Regions from separate parts of the Mus musculus genome. Here all the other regions are linked to region 1. A link is a loop called in an ENCODE intact Hi-C map of the cell type or tissue named here. Cell type or tissue: gastrocnemius. All regions are shown on one strand. Region 1 overlaps 1700055D18Rik (RIKEN cDNA 1700055D18 gene). Region 2 holds the start of Tomm5 (translocase of outer mitochondrial membrane 5). Region 3 overlaps Fbxo10 (F-box protein 10).

Region 1 (5,000 bases):
TAGTTGGTTCACAAGCTAATAGGGTTTCCTAGGGCTTCATCCATCCTTAGTTTGCACCAGTTCCCAACCCCAATAAACCCATATAAAAACCACACAATCCAGTTATAAATATAAGCTATGTACCTAGACTGGACAGCTCTAGCACTGTGCTAACTTATTCCCCAGCTGCGAGACCCTTTGCTATTTGCAGTTTCTCCTGGCCACGTGGTTCTGCTCCTCCTCTTCTTCAGTCCTCTCCCCTTCCCTTCTCCTCTCTACCTGTCCCTACTCTCCAAGACCTCCCACCTCTCCCCTCCCCTGCCCAATTACAGGCCTCAGCCTTTATTGACCAGTTAAAATGGGGAAGAGGATGCCCTCAATACCCTCCCCTTTCCCTCATCCCAGTTTCCTTTCCAGATTAACCCTTTAGCTCCTGACATTCTCTCCCTTTTCTACCATCCACTCCCACTACAAAATGTTTTTTAAGAGAGCATACAGAGCCGAATACAGTAGAATAATAATTACACAAAAATAGAACCTGGTGTGGTAGCTCACACATTTTATCCCAGTACTGGGAGGCAGAAGCAGATGGACCACTATGAGTTTGAGTTTGAGACCAGCCTGGTCTACACAATGTGTTACAGACCAAGCAGGATTATATAGTAAGACCCTGTTAAAGAAGAAAAAGTGCATATGCACAGAGATAAACCCAAGAGATGAAACAGAATGTTAGCAATGGCTCTCTTAAAGGGATGTGAGATTATGGGTTACTACAATTTTATTATCCATAGTTTCTGTGTTTTATACTAGTATACATCCAATATGTGTTATTTTGGTAATTGTTTTAATGATTTAATAAATGTCATGAAAATGAGAACACTTATATGTTTAACAAGATTTAATATAAAGCACTGATTCTTTTTTTTGTTGTTTTTGTTTTTGTTTTTTGAGACAGGGTTTCTCTGTATAGCCCTGGCTGTCCTGGAACTCACTTTGTAGACCAGGCTGGCCTCAAACTCAGAAATCTGCATGCTTCTGCCTCCCGAGTGCTGGGATCAAAGGCGTGTGCCACCACCGCCTAGCTCTTTGTTTTTATTTTAAATTTTTTTGCCATGTTTCATTTATTACTGTTATTGTTGTACGTGTGTGTATGTGCACATGTGCATGCATGCAGGTGCCTCAGCACATAGAGAAAAGCTTGCTGCAGTTGTTTCTGTCTCCGCTTTGATGTTTATAGGGGTTGAGCTCAGTTGCTAATCTTTCACAGCAAGTGCCTTTTCCCACGGAACCACCTCATTGGCCCCAATTCATCTTTTTATTAAAGAATATTGCAAGAATGTTGTGACTTAACATTAACAAAGTTAAAAGCATCAATTTAGCAAAGTCACCTTTGTTGTTCTCTGTTGTGAGTGTGGGTACACACCTATATCCTGACTATCAGCAGAAGAATGAAGGGGAGTTCTAGTTCTGAGTTAACCTGGGCTACTTGCTGAGTGTAAGGGTAGCCTTAAAATAAGAACCTATCAAAGAAAAGTTATTGTTTTGTTTACTGCTATTCCAAAGTTATCAAGAAGTATAAATATGTGGAAATGAACACAATCAGGCAAATACTAGGAAGCCAACATTCCACTGACCCATTAGAGGCCAGCCTGATCTATGGAGTGCATTGAGGCCAGCCAGGGACATATACCAAGACCCTGTCAGTAAATAACTAAATAAGAGCACATAGTGGTCTGTAGGGCGGGGAGTTGAGGATGGACTCTCTGCTCTGTGCAGCTTGCTGGCAGATTGGTACTGATGCATGTGGGACATCAGATCTAGGTATAGTGGTGTATGGCATCCCAGAGGATGAAAAAGAACTGTTTTTAAGTGTTGGTGTGTGAGAAACAACAGAGTGCTGGGAGGAGTTGTTGAAGCTGGTGAATGGAAAGCATAGGAGAAAGAAAAAGCGGAAGAAGAGGAAGAGAAGGGATTTTTGCAAGCCTCTGGCACAGGAACATGGTTAATCTCTCCATGGCCCCAAAGATCAGAGCTTCAGTTAGGGATTGAAGCTGTAGCAGATTTAGCTCCGTGCAAAGGAAACAAACAAAAATCCATCCACTCTGAAGTTAGCCTTACAAAGACTTGCTCAGGCAGCCTGCATCGACTGAGAAAGAAGAGAAAGGAAGAAGAGAGGAGAAGACAGAAGATCAAGGTGACACAGAAGAGGAGAATGGGAGAGAGATGTTGGTGCAAGAAAGGAAGCGGAGAAATAAGATGAACAATGGTTGGTTTCTGAGCTCTGGGTAATCCCTGCAAACCAGGCTCTCCCTTGCATTTCCTCCTCCATCGGCAATATCCTGAAACACCAGCAGATGGAGATATTGCCCTAGAAAACAGGAAAAGTTTCAGCCCCACCCCCAACTTAAAATTCAAATTTTCCTTTTCTTAAAAACACACTCAAAGAGAATGCAAGATGTTTCTGAATTTCCAAACTAAATTTAAGAAGCAAAGATTCTTATGGTAAAATTTACTTACTTTTGTTTGTTTGGTTTTTTGAGACAGGGTTTCTCTGTATAGCCCTGGCTGTCCTGGAACTCACTTTGTAGACCAGGCTGGCCTCGAACTCAGAAATCCGCCTGCCTTTGCCTCTGCTGGGATCAAAGGCGTGTGCCACCACGCCTGGCTAATTTTACATACTTTTAATAATTCATGCTTTTAATCCCAAAGAAGGCCACTGTAAATTTTTGACTTTAGATTGCTACTTGAAAAAGGTTCCTAACATTCTTTCTGTCCCAATTCAGTTATTATTTAATGTATACATATATGTATGTTGTCCGTGTATTTTTGACGACTGTCAGCTAATTGAGCAACGTTGGGATGCACTACAATTCTGACCCAGCTGGCCCATGGGTAACCCTTCTTTTTCCCAGACAGAATCTCTATCTTTTGCATCCTTGCCTGTGGTAATTCTGGGAATCCTCCTCACTCTCTTACCAGTAAGAAAGCAGCCAGTGCAGAGGACTTCCAGTGACTATGCCATCCTGGCAAAGAGGTGCCCCAAAAGGGAACCACTCTGGTGTAACAGAGCTTCCCAACTTTCAACTATACCCACCTCACATGCTGATTTCCAGATGATCTGATGGATTCAGAAGTGAAAGAAAAGAAAGAAACGTTCTGGCTGGGTGTGATGGTGCATTTATGTAGTCCCAGCACTTTTGGCGGGGGTGGGGGGGTGGGGTGGGGAGATCATAGTCACCCTCAGGCACAGAGTAACCCCAGGTAGTGATGTTGCCATTTCACCATTTCAAGGACCATGGTGCTTTGAATAGCAAAGCCATAGTGTCCCTGTGCTAGAGAGGGGTCGAGACGCCATCACTTGGTTTCTGGGAATTGAACTCAGGACCTCTGCTTGCTCCTCTTGCTGGCCCCGTTTGCTCCAGCCCAAAGAGTTATTTATTACTATAAGGAAGTACACTGTAGCTGTCTTTAGACACACCAGAAGAGGGCATCAGAGCTTATGTGGTTGCTGGGATTTGAACTCAGGACCTTCAGAGGAGCAGTCAGTGCTCTTACCGGTTGAGCCATCTCTCCAGCCCTCTTTGGCACCTCTTAACTTCCATACAAGTGTCCATTTTTATGTAGCCAGTGAACATATACATAGTATCTATTATGTATAAACCCTATGCTAACTTGTTGCAAGAACATTAGTATTTCTGAGGTGCGCTCCCTGACTTAGTTAGGCTCCAAGGATTGATGACCTGGTCTACTCTATTACCTACCCTTTCCTTCATTCGCTCATTTTTAAATTTTATTTTACATTGATTTATTTTGTGTGTGCATGCAGATGTATGCTACCGAGTAAGCTCTCTTCTTCCACCAGGTGGGTCCTAGGAAGACCATCAAACTTGGTAGCAAGTGCCTTTATCCACTGAGCTTTTTCCAGACCTCTCACTCAACATTTGCTGAGGTCCCCCCCCCCCCCACTTTTTTTTTTTACAGGACCTTTCAGGAGTTGGAGGTGCAGAAGTGAAAGAAATGAAATAAACTTTCTTTCTGGCTGGGTGTGATGGTGTGTGTATGTAATCTCAGCACTTGGCAAGAGGATGGGGAGTCACCCTCAGGCACAGAACAAGTGGAGTTTGAAGACAACCTGAGCCCAAAAGGAACAGAGACCTCAGTCCCTTCTTCCTCCTTTCATCCTTGACCACCAGATGAGCAGTTTTGCTTTACCATACATTCCCTCTTGGGACCCAAATAAATTAATAATTTAAAAAGTGAAATGTTTCTAATAGGCTCTACCATTCATTACTAACCTCAAATAAACTGAGTATGGAAAAGATTCTGACAGAAGGGGGGATGACTAATTAGTTAACTAAGTCCTTTTATATTCTTTTTTCCTTTCTGGAAAGAATCAATAGAAAATCACTGGGTAGAGTCAAAGAAAGTGTAACCTTCCAACCAAAGAGTTGTGACAGCTAGAAGCAAAGTATAATTTGTGTGTATGTGTGACAGTTCTCACTTGAACTTGCCTCAAATTCATGGCAGCCCTGCTCTTAAATGCTGGGATTACAAGTGTAAGGCTGCAACACGGTTTCTGACAGGCTCTTTTAGCTGAAAAGGCAGTATCAAGGCCGTTGGGGAAATTGAATACTACAAGATTACATGGTTGAATCACTGTTAGCTCTCTTATTTGGGTGGCTGCATTGAAATTACTCAGGGAGAAACCCTACATTAGTCAGTTTTTTTCTATTACCTTAACAAAATATGTGAGACAAAGCTGGTGGTCTAATCTCCGTGAATTTGAGGCCATTATGTTTCACAGAATGAGTTCCAGACCAACCAGGATTACACACATGGTGATAGCCGGCCTTAAACGACAATAACAACACAAAATGAAGACAGCTCATAAAGAGGAACGGTTTCTTTTATTTTGGTTCACAGTTCTGGAGATTTTGGTGTGACTGGTCCCACAGCTTAGAGCCTGCGGTGAGCAATACAACACAAAAGTGAAGCTGCTCTCCTGGAGGTCCGAGACGAAA
Region 2 (5,000 bases), 92 kb after region 1:
CAAAGTCCTACTTGTTCTCAACAAGTAGTTTATATGTCCGTTTAATCAGCCTTACACCTTTCTGGGCCAATTCAGCTGCAGACAGGAGGAGAAGCCGTCACCAGGTCTTCATGCCATGCATCCACCTGACTGCCCGTCCTCAGATGCTATCCAGCTTCTTTAAGATATATGGAGCTGAAAGAAAAACCCGGGATTAGGTTTTTTTTTAAAGATTTATTTATTATTATACATAAGTACACTGTAGCTGTCTTCAGACACCCCAGAAGAGGGCATCAGATCTCATTACGGATGGTTGTGAGCCACCATGTGGTTGCTGGGATTTGAACTCAGGACCTTTGGAAGAGCAGTTGGTGCTCTTAACCACTGAGCCATCTCTCCAGCCCCTGAATTAGGTTTTATTCTACAAGTCCTCAGGCCATACTGCACAGTTATAATGGTGGTGGTGGTGGCGATGGTGGATGTCACTGACTTTATGAAATATGATTCTAGAAACTTCCAAATTGTTATCCAACAATTGTGTCTGACCACAAGAAGGGATCCGCTGCTTTGCAAAGCTGCCCACCCCCATGTCACTCAATAACCATCGCACACAAAGAGCAAGCAACCTCACACTCCGGCATCTTTCCTCCAGGGCTGTACGTAACCCCAACAGCCCTTCACTGTGGGCATCTTTGACCTATTTTGCACTACAGGAAGTTAAATCCAGGTCTTGCACGGGCCAGGCAAGGACTTTACCCCCAAGGTATACTTGAGGGGGGTGGGAGGTGGAGCAGATTCCTTTTTAACCCAAACAAGACGAAATGCAAGAGGAATCAAATGGGCATTAGGCTTCATTACCAATGCTGGGAGAACAGGGGCTAGGAGGTGTGTGTGTGTGTGTGTGTGTGTGTGTGTGTGTGTGTGTAAGGCAAGCAGAGGAACAGACACCTACTCTGGTTTCTCTATGACTCTGTCACCTATGCCCTTCAGATCACACCAGTTACTGTGCTGATGTGATAAATGATGTGCACAGAGCTGTCTGGAATACCCAAGTGGCGTTGCTGAGATAGAGATGACTCAGCAGTTCAGAGTGTCTGCGGTCAATCAGGAGGACCTGAGTTCAGATCCCAGCAGCCCAGCCATCCAGCCATCCCTGGCAGCTTACAATTAATGGCCAGCTTGACTCCAGTTCCAGGGATTCCAACGCCCCCTTCTGGACTGCAGGCACGTGGTTCACATATAGACAAGCAGAAAAACACATAACAAAAGTCTCTTGTTTCAAGACAGATTTCTCTGTGTAACCGCCCTGTCTGTCCTGGAACTCCATTTGCAGACCAGGCTGGTCTTTAAAAAAAAAAAAAAAAAAAAAAATCATTGAGATCCACCTACCTCTGCCTTCTGAGTGCTGGGATTAAAAGTGTGTGCTACCATGCCCGGTTCTAAATAAAAATCATTAAATAGAATAAATCAGTGCACTAAGCTAACATTTCCTTGAGAGCTCTTGCCTATAAGAGAAGGATGGGAAAGCTAAAGTTTAAAGGGTAAGCAGGATGTTTTGGGTGCTTCCATTTCCCCCAAGATGTCCTGTCCTGGAGGAGCCAGCAATACAGAGAGTACAGCAAAAGAGGCACCCAAATGAGGGAGGCCTTAACTCCAGTCTTCTAAAAATGTTGGTATGTTCTTCAATTATTTGAATCGCTCCTGCCTCTCCCTGCCCAGAAGACTCCCACAGGCAAGCAAGCACTGGACAATAGGAAGAAGTGGTACAGGTGTGGAGGTCAGAGTACAACTTCTGGAAACTGGTTCTCTCCTGCCACCACGTGTGGATCCGGCTCAGGCAACTCAGTGAGCCACCTAGCCAGCCCCTGACTTTTAAATTGACAGTATGGCTTTAACCTTGAGTATGTGTCCTATGAACTCAAGCTCTCACTTGGGGTGAGGTGGCACAGATCAAGCAACTTTTGTTAATGTTGAGATCAAACGCTTCAGAGATTCTCCAAGAAAAACCAATTATTTACTTCACCCTCTGTACAAACAAACATAAAGAAAGCTAATCTCTTGTACTTCAAAGGCAAGCAGAGAGAGAAAGCGCCTGCTACCTTATTAAGAGCTCAGCCGGAATTGTATTCGTTCTCTGAACGGCCAAATGACCTTGGGTCAGCCACCTTCCGGGGACCGTTTCTAGGTTTGCAAAACGAGGGTATTGCTCCGAGGATAACACGTGGGAGCTTCTTAAGCACAAACGTTGGGCGAGCAAAGGTGACTTAACCACGCGTCCTCCGCCACCACGTGCACTGGGCACATCCCCAGGACCCGCAGACCCCCAGAGTGTGCGCAGTTGGGCAGTCCTGGACGTGCAAGCACCCCACTCTCCCCAGGATGCTCAGCTCAAGGCCCCACGACCGCGTGCAGGGTTGGGTGTGGACGCGTGGCCTCACGGTCACAGCCCAGAAGGACACTCACTGACTCGCAGCAGGGCCACGTAGATGAGGAAGTTCCGAATGGAGGAGACCACATCCTCACGCATCTTCCGCTTCATCTCCTCCGGGTCCAACTTGGGCGCGAGACCCTCGATCCGGAACATTGCGGCGGCTCTGCCTCCAAAGCTTGCGAGAGCAGCAGCTTGCTCTCCTCCAGTGGCCGCCCTGCACCCGGAACTTAGCCAGGCTCCACTTCCTGTCCCACCCCTTGTTTCTGTCCTGTGACGGGAACCTGTGAGGGGAAAATTTCATCCTGTCTTCTTGTGTCTGAAGCAAAGAGACCTGAAGGGGGCGGCCGCCGCCTTAAGTCTCTGAGCCTTGGGTGGATCTGGACTGTGTTTTGGTCCCTAGCCGGGAGAGTGCCACCTGTAAAGTTGTTTTATGCTGTAAAGTAGGGAGGTGTGTGCAAAAATATCATTATAAATAATAATAACATTTATGAAGAATCTAAGACAGTACTTCGTGAAATGCACATTTTAGTCTGTCCTTCCTAGGTTTGAAATTTAAAACAACTTAGTTGGGAATGAAGTTCGTTTGCCAAATCGTTTTCTTAGGATGCATGAAGCCCTGGATAGTGTTGCTGTTGTGATAAACACCACCAAAATAACTTAGGAAGGAAAGTGTTTCACCTAACCTGTTAACGTTATCCAGGGAGGCCAGCACTGGAGTTCAAGCTGGAACCTAGAGGAGGGAACTGAAACCAAGCGGAGACGTTGTCTTTACTGGCTAGCTGGCCTCAACCAGCTAACTTACTTTTATTGGTTAGGACCACCTGCCGGGTGGCATTGCCCACAGTGGGCTAAGCCTTCCTCCATCAACTAGTAGTCACACAATGACCCTCAAATTCACCAATAGGACAATCTGGTGGAGGCAATTCCTCAATTGAGGTTTTCGCTTCCTAGGTGTCAAGTTGACAAAAACTAGCCAGCACAGTGCTGCACACACCTGTGTTCCCAGCACTGGGCTGCTGGAAAAAAGGGGTCAAGAGTTGAAGGTCAGGGCAGTGCTGGCTCAAGCACTTGGGAGACACAGGCAGGCAGATCTTTGAGTTCAAGGCCAGCCAGGTCTACAGAGTGAGTTCCAGGACAGCCAGGGTGACACAGAAAAATCCTGTCTCCAGACAAACAAACGAATGAGTTCAAGGTCAAGGTGGAAACAGTGTCTCACACCTGTAATTTCAGCCCTCAGAAGACAGAGGCAAAAGAATTACTGCAAGGTTAGGGGCAGCCTGGGTTACAAAGTAATTACAAGGACAATCTGAAACAAACAAACAATCCCAAGATAAACAAACACAAACAAAAAACAGAGGTCAAGGTTATCACCCTCAGCTAGTGAGCTCAGACTGCTAGTGTCCCAGACACTGAAATTCTAACATTTCCCACATTTTTTTTCTGTACACTCATTTTTTGGAGGTAACTGATCTTTAAATATTCTAATGAAGATCTTGGACTACAGCAAGTATGAGCCCAGATCAAAACTGATCAACACTGGACAGATGAGAGAAAATCAAGTTAGAGTTTTCAGACATGAATGGGACAACTGAATTTTTCACATAATCCAATATCAGAACGTCTCTTTTTGCAGGCACACTGTATAACAACAATGAATTTGGGGTTAAATAAGAATAATACTTGAGGGCTGGTGAGATGGCTCAGTGGGTAAGAGCACCCGACTGCTCTTCTGAAGATCGGGAGTTCAAATCCCAGCAACCACATGGTGGCTCACAACCATCCATAAGGAGATCTGACTCCCTCTTCTGGAGTGTCTGAAGACAGCTACAATGTACTTACATATAATAAATAAATAAATCTTAAAAAAAAAAGAATAATACTTGAAGCCGGGCGTGGTGGCACACGCCTTTAATCCCAGCACTCGGGAGGCAGAGGCAGGCAGATTTCTGAGTTCGAGGCCAGCCTGGTCTACAAATTGAGTGCCAGGACAGCCAGGGCTACACAGAGAAACCCTGTCTCGAAAAACAAACAAACAAACAAACAAACAAACAAAAGAATAATACTTGAGGCCGGCCATGGTGGTGCATGCCTTTAATCCCAGCACTTGGGAGGCAGAGGCAGGCGAATTTCTGAGTTCGAGGCTAGCCTGTTCTACAGAGTGAGTTCCAGGACAGCCAGGACTACACAGAGAAACCCTGTCTCAAAAACACCAAAAAACAAACAAACAAACAAAAAAACTTGACTGTGAGAATGACTGACAATGTTAGCACCTTCCTGATTGACAGAGTGTAAGACCCTGGGGTTAGAGTAAAAAACTCTCGAGTGTTTCTTCAAGCTTTAGTAAGTATTTGCATCTATAATTCAGACAGTGGACAAGCAGAGGCAGCAGTGGTAGGGGAGGGGCTGACTCCTAAGGAAGAGGTCCAGCCTTCATGAGTGCCGAGAAGATCACTCTTGGCAATGCTTCTCCCTGCTCACAAAATCAGGGACAAGTCTCTCTTTCGTGCTCTAAAGTCTCTTCTCACTCTGATCATCTATGCATTTGAATTCTATTTGTGTCATTGAGGGCATAATAGTTTGGAGTGCATGA
Region 3 (5,000 bases), 66 kb after region 1:
TGTCTCAAAAAGCAAACCAACAAGGAAAACCAAAATCAGCCACCATCAAAGACAAAGCAATTCCGTCTGGATGACTGTAACCTAGGAGGCTTGTTGGTATACATGACAGACTATGCCTGAGGAAGGCCAGAGACAGGGTCAGGAGGCAAGCCTGATGATCTGAGGTCCATCCTGGGAACCCACCTTATGCAAGTCTCCTACCGCTACACAAACAAATGAGTAAATGCAATTTAAAAGAGAGAGACTAGGGCTGGAGAGATGGCTCAGTGGTTAAGAGCACTGACTGCTCTTCCAGAGGTCCTGAGTTCAAATCCCAGCAACCACATGGTGGCTCACAACCAACTGTAATGGGATCTGATGCCCTCTTCTGGGGTGTCTGAAGACAGCTACAGTGTACTCAGATAAATACATAAAAATAAATAAATCTTTTAAAAAAGAAAGAGAGACTATGTTTGCAAACGTCCTTGGTAACCCAGTGCCCACCCACTGCTGACTGAACTTACTGTGACCTAATCACACCAGTGACACACTGAGCAAAAGCAGCAAAACCCAGGATACAGACAGGGTGATCTCACACGCATGGAGTTAAACTAAACGGCACTGTGTAGAGATAGATGCACACACACAAGGCATGTGACAAAGAGACGGCCATCCACAGGTCAAGATGGCAGCCTCTGGGGGAGGAGCTCAGGCTTGGAAGGAAGCTCTGACCACACTCCATTTCTTAAGGCTGCAGTGTTTACACTGTGACTTACCTCACTACTATTTGCCAAACTATACATCTGTGCCACATCTGTATATATTATCTTTCAGAGTAAAAAAATGTTCAAAACAAAGATAGTGAAATAAACATACTGATTCTTAGAAAAATTGAAAGAACATAAAAACCATCATTAAAAACAAAACAAAACAAAACAAACAAAAACCCTCCTAACCGGGCTTTTGTTTGTTTCTGGATTGAGATCTTGCCATACTTACTCAAACTCCTAGGCTCAAGAAATCCTCCTGCCTCAGTCTTTCAAGAGCTGGGATGATAGTGTCACCTTGCCTGGATGCAATCCTTTGTCTTCAATTTAAAACCTTGGTTCCCAAACTCCTAACACTGCATATACCAAACACGCTTTGCTTTCAGTAGAGCATATTCTTTTTCATTTTTCTTTCAGTAAAGTCTCACGAAGCCTGGGTGGACCTAAGCTCTTGATCCTCCTGCCCTACCCTATAGAGTGATGAGATTGCAAGCATGCCCCACCTCCACTAAAGCAGGGGGTGAGCTGAGGATGTTTGCAATTGCCTCACCTAAGACTGCAGGTGGAAACAGTCGCCTGGGAACACATGGATGCTTTGTCAAGAATCACCCGAAGATCCTTTTTGCACTTGGGAGAACAAGGCTGAAAGAGGTACCTAACGACCTGGGTGGCGTGTTGAAAACTGCCATTCCTGAGGATCTCTGCTTAGGTAAAACCCCATGACAAAGCAGAACTAGTTTACCAAAGGGACTCACTCGGGTTAAGCATAGGAAAAGGAAGGGCGATGGAGGCCTTAAATTCAGATAAAAGACTTGAAAGGGGCGGGAGGAAATCTCAGTGACGAGCGGTGACCCCTGAAGGATAGAAGAAGTCAGCCTAGGAGCAAGCTCAATTCAAGGCCCAGGAAGTGGTGCTTTGGGAACTAAAGAAAGCTCTAACCTGAGAGTCCAGAGGGAATCTGACTGGCAGGGATCTGACTGACTGGCAGGGATCTGACTGACTGGCAGGGATCTGACTGACTGGCAGGGATCTGACTGACTGGCAGGGATCCGACTGACTGGCAGGGATCTGACTGACTGGCAGGGATCCGACTGACTGGCAGGGATCCGACTGACTGGCAGGGTTCTGACTGACCGGCAGGGATCTGACTGGCAGGGATCTGACTGACTGGCAGGGATCTGACTGGCAGGGATCTGACTAACTGGCAGGGATCTGACTGGCAGGGATCCAACTGACTGGCAGGGATCTGACTGACTGGCACTGGCAGGGATCTGACTGGCAGGGATCCAACTGACTGGCAGGGATCTGACTGACTGGCAGGGATCCGACTGACTGGCAGGCATCAGACTGACTGGCAGGGATCTGACTGACTGGCAGGGATCTGACTGACTGGCAGGGATCTGACTGACTGGCAGGGATCCGACTGACTGGCAGGGATCTGACTGGCAGGGATCCGACTAACTGACAGGGATCTGGTCCCTAAAGGACACTGAGCAGCAATTACTACACATCCTTGGACTGTGCGGGGCAGCTCTTCCAGTGACATCACACGGCGGTCAGAGATAACAGTTGGGTGCAGCACTCACAGCTCTCTCTCCTCTGAGAGTGACAAGAAGGACCCCTCTGGGCAACAGAAGCCTCCAGAGAGTTTAGAATCCTTACTAATGAAGGCCTTGGATTACTTGGCAGAATACTAGAAAAAAATAAACCAATATGTGACTGTGTCAGTCAGGTGGCCAACTTGAGAGATTAGACACACTGGTTAAACATCTCACCCGAAACAAATGGCTCATACACAGGTGTTACTCTAGTGCCCCTTTATGTTAACAACCCCATTACGTTAGGTGAGTAGGGAAACAAATCCCCAAGCTGACAGGAGAATCCGTAGCTCGTTCACACAAAGCCCAGGACAGGCGACTTGGAGAAGGAACAGCGAGCCGGACAGTAGTGGCGCACGCCTTTAATCCCAACACTTGGGAGGCAGAGGCAGGCGGATTTCTGAGTTGGAGGCCAGCCTGGTCTACAGAGTGAGTTCCAGGACAGCCAGGGCTACACAGAGAAACCCTGTCTCAAAACCTCCCTCCCACCCCCACCCCCCCCCCCAAAAAAAGAGAGGCGGCTCATCCATTAATGGAAACTCAGGGCACGAATGCTACTGTGCTATGTGGTAATCCCTCTGTGACTGCGGCCCATTAAAGGAATACGTTTCTCTCTCATCTCCTTTGAAAAGCAGGTGAGGCATTCTTGTTGCCCAGGACACTGTCTGTCTGCCTCTGCGAGCTCAGGCTGATTCACCATCTGCATCTTTCCAGAGGTCCACGGACCTGACCCTCGCACCTGACGATACCCTTAGTCTTATACCACAGCTCCGCATCTGCATCATCACCACCATCATCACCACCACCACTGCTGCCACCATTATCACCACCACCAATGGGATGGGCCAAAAAAGGATTCTACATTCTCCCATGTCTATCTTTATTTCATTGGCTCTCATTCCCATCCCATCCCTCTTCACACTGTCACTTGTTGAAGAGCAGGAGGAAAGGAGGAAATAAGAAAAGGGAGAATATGTCTGCACTGCAACTGGAAAAAGAAAAAAAAAAAAAAACGAAACAAGCCAGAACGACAGACGAGTGACTGGTGGTTGGCCACACAGCTCAATAGCTACCGGTGCCATCATGTAAACGTAATTCCCCTGATAACCATGGAAACCAAAATGAAGGCACCGTGTTGAGGGCTGCTCTCTTTAGATATCTAAAAACAATAAGAGGCCAGAGACCAGAGAGACAAAGAAATCCAGGCATTCCAAGCCAGAGGAAATCCTTTCCTAAAAGCTCTGACAAAGTGTGCCATTTTCTCCCGTCTCCAAATCTCAGCAAGCTTCCACCAGGACTGGAGACCTGACAGGGATCATGAAACAATTCAAGCCTCTCCTGTGTGCTGGTCTCCTGGGGCCAGATGCTATGAGGCCAGCTCTCTGGGAGCTGAAAGCTTATTGTTATCATAAAACATACCGCAAACCAGCAGAGGGGCACAGACACACACAGACATGGACTCACGTGAGCACACGCGCGCGCGCACACACACACACACACACCTGTGTGTGCACATACAGACTTTTATATAACTAACATAGCTAGCTATGCAAACAGCTCCATGGGGGCAGACACCATTGTCTGGATCTTGTTGCCAGAATAAACGAACAGTTGAGTTAGAACATAGGCAAGCTCAAGCATTCTTTCTACTACCCAAGGCCAACAGTGTTGATGGCTGAGCAAAATCAAAGTCCTGGCCTCGTTCTTGGTCTAGCTTCTCTGTGTGCAGGAGACGGCTGGATTCCATGGGCTCCTAGGCATCTTCCAGTAGACAGTCAATCACCCTACTGTATTTTTTTTTTTTTTTTTTTTTTTTTTGTGATAGCACATGCCTGACAGTTTTCTTTCCCCTCAGAGGGAATCTGATACCCATCTGCTCAAGTAAATTAGCGTTCCCATCCTGCCTGACTCATTCGGTAGGAACAACAGGTTCACATGCCAATATGAAACAGAAGGCAAAGGGGGCCTGGGAAAGGGGAGAGGGCTCCTCAGCCAAAACGACACATTTTTCAGAATCACATTCACAGAGGACGGTGTGCTTACTGCGAGAAAGACGTCTATCATGGACTCCTAGATTGCTATTTTAACAATGCTCACACGGAGAGTGCTCTCTAAGGAGTCCTCAACGTTTCCTGCTTAATCCTCACAGCAACCTCGGGCCGAAGAATTCATCTCTACTTTTATTTATTTATTTTTTTTTTCCATTTTTTATTAGGTATTTAGCTCATTTACATCATCTCTACTTTTAACAGAAGCACCACCGACGTGGCTCAAGGTTGCCTGGCTAGTGGGTGGTGGATGGAACTAACACCAACTCCGGAGTTCTGGCTCTCCAAACGGCTCTGCCATCAGTGCAGGAGGGAGGCCGGGCAGGGGGTCGTCCCCTCTTCCTTCAAAGATTTGCGGAAACCGAGTCTCCGCGACTTGTTAAAACCAGACCCACTGGGTGCGCGACTGCACGCTCTCTCCTGCATCCCAGGTGAAGGCTAGCAAACCGCAAAATCGCATTCATTCTCTCAGACACTTGCAAAGCCCTGGGGCTGGAGGCGACCGCGGGTGGGTCCGGGGTGGGGGCGGACGGGGGCACAGCTCTCCCGGAGCTCCGGCAGCCGAGGCCCCCCACCTCCCGCAGTGCCCCCAGGCCCGGTCCCCGCAC

Evidence for each region. A loop is a pair of places that touch in the nucleus more often than their neighbours do. Peaks named below come from ENCODE experiments on the same cell type or tissue, not always from the same donor. Only the 100,000 strongest peaks of a DNase experiment are listed, where the experiment ranks them.
Region 2: it touches region 1 in a loop (3-fold over the local background); 15 of 42 quality-filtered maps call a loop at or near these places.
Region 3: it touches region 1 in a loop (2.9-fold over the local background); 10 of 42 quality-filtered maps call a loop at or near these places.

Annotation. Positions count from the first base shown.
Region 1 is chr4:45,013,499-45,018,498 of GRCm38, forward strand. It overlaps 1700055D18Rik (RIKEN cDNA 1700055D18 gene), which reads left to right. Exons shown (of 1, transcript NR_166789.1): 1 at 1-853. Among named protein-coding and RNA genes, the nearest start is that of Polr1e, 2.6 kb to the right of the region's middle. In gastrocnemius, a CTCF peak has its summit at 2,332 (motif pointing right); a DNase peak (open chromatin) is centred at 2,324; H3K4me3 peaks cover 754 bases; H3K27ac peaks cover 980 bases.
Region 2 is chr4:45,105,471-45,110,470 of GRCm38, forward strand. It overlaps Tomm5 (translocase of outer mitochondrial membrane 5), which reads right to left and starts at 2,643. Exons shown (of 2, transcript NM_001099675.1): 1 at 2,443-2,643; 2 at 1-174. The coding sequence starts at 2,563. The coding sequence ends at 140. In gastrocnemius, a CTCF peak has its summit at 2,744 (motif pointing right); DNase peaks (open chromatin) are centred at 2,684 and 3,234; H3K4me3 peaks cover 2,267 bases; H3K27ac peaks cover 1,831 bases.
Region 3 is chr4:45,079,396-45,084,395 of GRCm38, forward strand. The region is part of intron 1 of Fbxo10 (F-box protein 10); the gene reads right to left. Among named protein-coding and RNA genes, the nearest start is that of Fbxo10, 2.7 kb to the right of the region's middle. In gastrocnemius, no CTCF peak of the experiment used is centred here; DNase peaks (open chromatin) are centred at 1,942, 4,299 and 4,786; H3K4me3 peaks cover 1,057 bases; H3K27ac peaks cover 582 bases.